2 separate regions of the Homo sapiens genome follow, and region 1 is linked to region 2. Evidence: read pairs that join two places in POLR2A ChIA-PET (ENCODE). Cell type or tissue: A673. All regions are shown on one strand. Each heading gives the region's core, and the rest is flanking DNA. Links, peaks and the distances in the headings are about the cores only.

The links. ChIA-PET counts read pairs that join two places held together with the same protein. Peaks named below come from ENCODE experiments on the same cell type or tissue, not always from the same donor. Only the 100,000 strongest peaks of a DNase experiment are listed, where the experiment ranks them.
Region 1: POLR2A ChIA-PET joins it to region 2 with 13 read pairs; 22 of 35 experiments call an interaction of 5 or more read pairs at or near these places.

The regions. Positions count from the first base shown.
Region 1 is chr11:62,799,551-62,802,453 of GRCh38, reverse strand. It overlaps NXF1 (nuclear RNA export factor 1), which reads left to right. Exons shown (of 21, transcript NM_006362.5): 4 at 194-277; 5 at 408-512; 6 at 635-715; 7 at 823-892; 8 at 1,037-1,125; 9 at 1,253-1,360; 10 at 1,968-2,077. Among named protein-coding and RNA genes, the nearest start is that of NXF1, 4.4 kb to the left of the region's middle. In A673, for the core only: no CTCF peak of the experiment used is centred there; no DNase peak of the experiment used is centred there.
Region 2 is chr11:62,888,497-62,891,357 of GRCh38, reverse strand. It overlaps SLC3A2 (solute carrier family 3 member 2), which reads right to left. Exons shown (of 9, transcript NM_001013251.3): 9 at 2,498-2,861. The coding sequence ends at 2,665. Among named protein-coding and RNA genes, the nearest start is that of SLC3A2, 9.0 kb to the right of the region's middle. In A673, for the core only: no CTCF peak of the experiment used is centred there; DNase peaks (open chromatin) are centred at 1,287 and 1,487; H3K27ac peaks cover 351 bases.

The DNA.
Region 1 (2,903 bases), core at 214-2,713, 89 kb after region 2:
AAGAAAAAATAGTAAGTGTAAGTAGACAGAAAGGAGTTAAAGAATCTATGTGTATCTCAAGTAGAAAACCTAGTACTGGTCCTTTCTTTAGATAGTCTTTAAAAGTTTGGTAGAAGGTATAAAAGGCATTGTATTGGGTCTGCTATTCAGCCTTACTTATCATTCCCTTCTTTTCTCTTTCTCTCATTTCTAGATTCCTTATGGCAGAAAGTATGACAAGGCATGGCTCCTGAGCATGATTCAGAGCAAGTGCAGTGTGCCCTTCACCCCTATTGAGGTAAGACAAGGCCTGAGTGGCTGGCTGGCCAGGCACCAGGGATGGTGAAGGGGCAAGCTGGACTCCCAGCGTAATGCCCCTCCCCAAGGGCTCTGGACTCCCAGTGTAATGCTCCTGTTTCCTCTTGTAGTTTCACTATGAGAATACACGGGCCCAGTTCTTCGTTGAAGACGCCAGTACTGCCTCTGCATTGAAGGCTGTCAACTATAAGATTTTGGATCGGGAGAACCGAAGGGTGTGTTTAAAGGGCCTGGCTTGGCTGGAGGTGGAGGTTGGTGCTCAGAGCAGGGACTGGGTCTTGTTCTTGCGGCTTAGGCTTCCCTAGAGTTTTCTGTGCCCTCTGTGTCTTCCCTCCAGATATCTATCATCATCAACTCTTCTGCTCCACCCCACACTATACTGAATGAACTGAAGCCAGAACAAGTAGAACAGCTAAAGGTGAGGCAGGCTCAAATTAGATGTTTCCAACCCAGTCTTACTACTTCTCACACCCCCACCCCCCACACACAAACCCAGTGACCACTAAACCCTTCTTTTTCCTCTAGCTGATCATGAGCAAACGATACGATGGCTCCCAACAAGCCCTTGACCTCAAAGGCCTCCGTTCAGACCCAGGTATGGTTGACAGCAGTAGTTCTCAGATAGGTGGTGATAAGGTGGGATCTGTCAGGGAGGGAAAGTTTGAGGATGTTTTACTGCTAATGCTGGCATGGGCAAACCCTCTCAGTCTTCCCTTTCCTTCCCTTCTGCTTCCTGAAGATTTGGTGGCCCAGAACATTGACGTTGTCCTGAATCGCAGAAGCTGTATGGCAGCTACCCTGAGGATCATTGAAGAGAACATCCCTGAGGTAAGGCCTTTGGCCCAGTATTAGGCATGAGGAAGCAGGGTGTGTTAGATAGGAAGTGGCTGGAGGGCAGATTCGTCTCTGATCCACTTGCTGGTGGTGCCTCCTCTAAACTCTTCTCTCCTCACAGCTATTGTCCTTGAACTTGAGCAACAACAGGCTGTACAGGCTGGATGACATGTCTAGCATTGTTCAGAAGGCACCCAACCTGAAGATCCTAAACCTTTCTGGAAATGAAGTGAGAATTGATAGCTCGGCTATATTTTTGAAGGGGTGGGTAGAGGGTGTAGAGAGTTTGTCCAGTGATGGCAAGAGGCAAGAGAGAGAACTCAGGCCAGATGTGCTGGTTTGCAACTCTAATCCTAACACTTTGGGAGGCCAAGGCAGGAGGATCACTTAAGGCTAGGAGTTTGCACGCCTCTAGTCCAAGCTGCCCCAGGGGGCTGAGGTGGGAGGATTGCTTGAGCTCAGGAGTTCAAGGCTGCAGTGAGTTATGATTGTGCCGTTGCATTCTAGCCTGAGCAACCTGTCTCAAAAAAATTTTTTTAATTTAAAAAATAAATTAGTCGAGCATGATGTCACATGCCTGTAGTCCTAGCTACCCAGGAGTCTGAGGTGGGAGGATCTCTTGAGTCCAGGAGTTTGAGGCTGCAGTGAACTATGATCATGCCACGGCACTGAACTTGGGTGACAGAGTGAGACCCTGTCCCAAAAAAAAAAAAAAAAGAAAAAATTTTAAAAGATTAGAAAAGATCTCAGAGCTAAGCGTAGGGACTGGGGGTATGGGGAGCCAGCTGGCTGTCTTCACCAGGGTCTCCTCCCTTTGTTCCTTCCACCCTTTGCAGTTGAAGTCTGAGCGGGAATTGGACAAGATAAAGGGGCTGAAGCTAGAAGAGCTCTGGCTCGATGGAAACTCCCTGTGTGACACCTTCCGAGACCAGTCCACCTACATCAGGTCAGTTGTAGCCTGTGTCTCCCCTCCTGGGGACCTTCACCCCCTGGGAGGCTGAGCTAATGCATCCTGACCAGGGCCCGTCTGCGGAGATGTGCAGCCCTGAGCTGGAACCACCTGTCCTTTGAGAGGATCGCGTGCTCCCCACTTTGGTCTGTCTGTGTCTTCCAGCTTTGTCCTGAGATGTTCTCTCTTCTCTTCTGACTTGACTATCTGTTTGCTGGGTCTGTGGCCTTTCTCTTTCTTCCTGAACACAACCTTTTCTAGAATCTCCCTACCCTGTTGTTCCAGGAAAGGCATCTCCCCTTTCTACTCTAACCAGAGGGTATCTTGTACATACCCTATAGATGGGGTTGCCTTGTGCCAAGAGCCTGGTGTCCATGGGTTGAGGAAGCCCTCCCTACCTGGGACTTCCTACTGAGATGGGCCTTCCCTCCTTTGTACTGTGATGGCCCCTCTTGCCCTTGCGCCAAGAGGGACCCTTTTCTCAGGATCCACTTGCCCAGGGCTGTTGCTGTCCATGCTGAGGTTGAGGCCTCCTAGGGGCTGGTGGCATGCAATCTGTCTCTCTTGCCCAGTGCTATGAGCTGGGCTCTCCCTGAAGAAGAAACCTGGGTTCCCCAAGATGTGACCAGAGCTGGGGCCCCGCCAGCAGGCGAGGGAATCCCAAGGCAGGTGCTGGGCGTGGAGGCCACGGGGGCATAGGCTACCAAGGAGACAGAGAACTGACCCCCTCGGGGGCGCTGCCTCTCCCTCACTCACACACTGCACGTCACCCTGTTTGGCCCCGGTGGATGGCTGGTTAGCCAGAGACGGGTAAGATTCCTCA
Region 2 (2,861 bases), core at 362-2,861:
CTAGGCAGAGGGAAGCCAAGGCCCAGCAGGCTGAGTGTCTTCTCAGGAACTGTGCTGACAGCCTCAGGATCCTGGGCCTTAATTTGGGTCTTTTAATGTCTTGATCTCTCCCCTACACCAGGAAACCCTCAGAGGCCCAGGCCCACTCCAGGACACAGCCCATGGGAAGTGAAGCCTGCACCAGTGACCCGCGTTTTTTGTTTTGTTTTTTTTTTTCCGAGACTGAGTCTTGCTCTTTTGCCCAGGCTGGAGTGCAGTGGTGTGATCTTGCTCACTGCAACCTCCGCCTCCCAGGTTCAAGCAATTCTCCTTTCTCAGCCTCCCGAGTAGCTGGGATTACAGGCGCCCACCACCATGCCCGGCTAATTTTTGTATTTTCAGTAGAGACGGGGTTTTGCCATATTGGTCAGGCTGTTCTCGACCTCCTGACCTCAGGTGATCCAACTGCCTCGGCCTCCCAAAGTGCTGGGATTACAGGCACGAGCCACCGCACCCAGCCAGCATTCTTTTCTGTAAGAAAACTAAGAGAGCCGAACTAACTCCAAGGGCCATGAGGCCTGCGCAGATCACTAGTACTGCAACAGGATCCCAACAGCAAATACTGCAGATCTGCTTGCACAATAAACGCAGGACCAGCCAGGCACGTGGCTCACGCCTGTAATCCCAGCACTTTGAGAGGCCGAGGTGGGCGGATCACGAGATCAGGAGATCGAGACCATCCTGGCTAACACGGTGAATCCCCGTCTCTACTAAAAATACAAAAAAATTAGACGGGTGTGGTGGCGGGCGCCTGTAGTCCCAGCCACTCGGGAGGCTGAGGCAGGAGAATGGCATGAACCTGGGAGGCGGAGCTTGCAGCGGTCGCACCACTGCACTCCAGCCTAGGTGACAAGAGTGAGTCTCAAAAAAAAAAAAAAAAAAAAAGAAACGCAGGACCCAAACACTTCTTAACACTTCTTACCACCTCCACTACTACCATCCTAGAAAGTATTCTAGGTTGCAGGAACAAACCATCTTAACTGGCCTCCCTGCAAGCTGGCTAGTAACAGCCAGTGAAGTCTGTTAAATTCCAAGCGAGACCATGTCACTCTGCTCAAAACCCTCCAACAACTCCCATTCCACTCCCTCAGACTCTATGTGTAGTGAAGAATTCTTACTTGGAAGTCTGGCCTTTACCCTCGGCTACTGGTAAGTGCCCTCTAGACCCATGGAATGTCCTGACCAACAGGAGTGTCAGTGATAAATGTGATTTACGATCTGAGCTTTGGAACAGGCAACCTCTGGGGGAAATGGAGACAACTAAAGGCCTTAGCCCAAAGCTCTCACAGGGGCTGAAGATTAAAGGTCAGCCACAGGGCACTATGTGATTAAACACCAGGGGAAACTCGGCACACCCAAGGATCAAGTGAGCTTCTCTGGTTATATCTCCGTCATGGCCGGGAAGAAGTACCAGGACTCCATTGCAAGATAGCAGGAAGCTTCTTATTTAGCTCCCTCCCAGACCCCGCCCCAGGCCTCTCATCTTTTGGCTGGCTCTGGGTATGCTTTTGCTGTAATAAAACCATAATCCCAATACCTTCCTGAGTTCTGAGTCACTCTAGTCTATTACCTACCTGAAGGTGGTCATGGGGACCCCTGAACTTGCAGCTGGTATTGAAGTGAAAACAGACTTGTGGGGACCATGCCCTCCAACCACGTAGGCTGCCAAACTCTCTGCACCCTACGTGACCACCTTATTACAACTGTCATGATCTGCCCACTCCTTGCCGATGAGACTTCATCCCTTACTCCTTTCCTCATTCATATCAGCCAGGCTCCCACCCCTCAGTCCCAGGAAGCCCCTTCCCCAGATACTCACCAGGTGAACTCCCTCACTTATTAGGCCTTTACTCACAGGTCACCTCCGTGGTGAGGCCTCCTTTGGCCCCCTCTACCCTGAAACACCTTTCCTGCTTTACTTTTTCCTCCATAAAAACACTGTCACCATATCCTCTGCACTACAACAGCTGTGTCTTTTTTCTTTGCTCCCCAAAGGGTATGAGCCCCAAGGAGGCAGGAATTTTTGTACTGTGTTCCCTGCTGTGACCCCAGAACAGGGACAGTTTCTGGTATGTGCTGAGTGTTCAACAAATTCTTGAATGCATGACCTCTAGTATCCTTTAGAAATACCTTTTAAAAACCAGACCATCCCACCCCTACTCTCCGTGAAAGGCCAAGTCTGCAAAAACAGGAAAACTAACTATGTTTGGCTAGAGCCCTTTGCTGAAGGGGATGAAGTTAAGAGTCGGCAAGACCCAAGATGTCCAGAGAGCCCCGTGGCCCAGCATGGGTGAGGCATGGGTGCTTTCCCAGCCCTGACACCTCCATGCTGTTGACTTTGGGAGGCCCCCTCTCCTCTGGCCCTGGGACCCTACATAAATAATGAAGGAGTTGGAGGAGACGCATGGGAGGGGAGGAAGGAGAGAAATTCCTGCTATGAGAGAAGCAGAGGGAAGACTTCACCATGCAGGGGTGACTTTTATTTGAAGGCAGAAAACACCCTATTTGGGGGTTCACTCATAATCTGCAACAGTTTGTTTGTTTGTTTTTAAAAAAGAGAAAAATCAGAAGCCAAAGGGCCTGGGAAGGAAAGGAGAAGGGTAGTGGGTCCATGTCAGGCTGAAGTCAGGCCGCGTAGGGGAAGCGGAGCAGCAGCCCTTCGTGAGGCTCCAGTTTCAGGCGTTCCAGCTCAAGAGGGGAGCCCTCCTCACGGCCTGGCTGGGTGCTGAGCAGGAGGTCAGCCTTGGCTGGCAGGCTGGCGCTGGCAGGCAGGTCGGAGGCCTGCAGTCCAGCCGAGAGGCCCACATCCCCAAAGTTAAGCA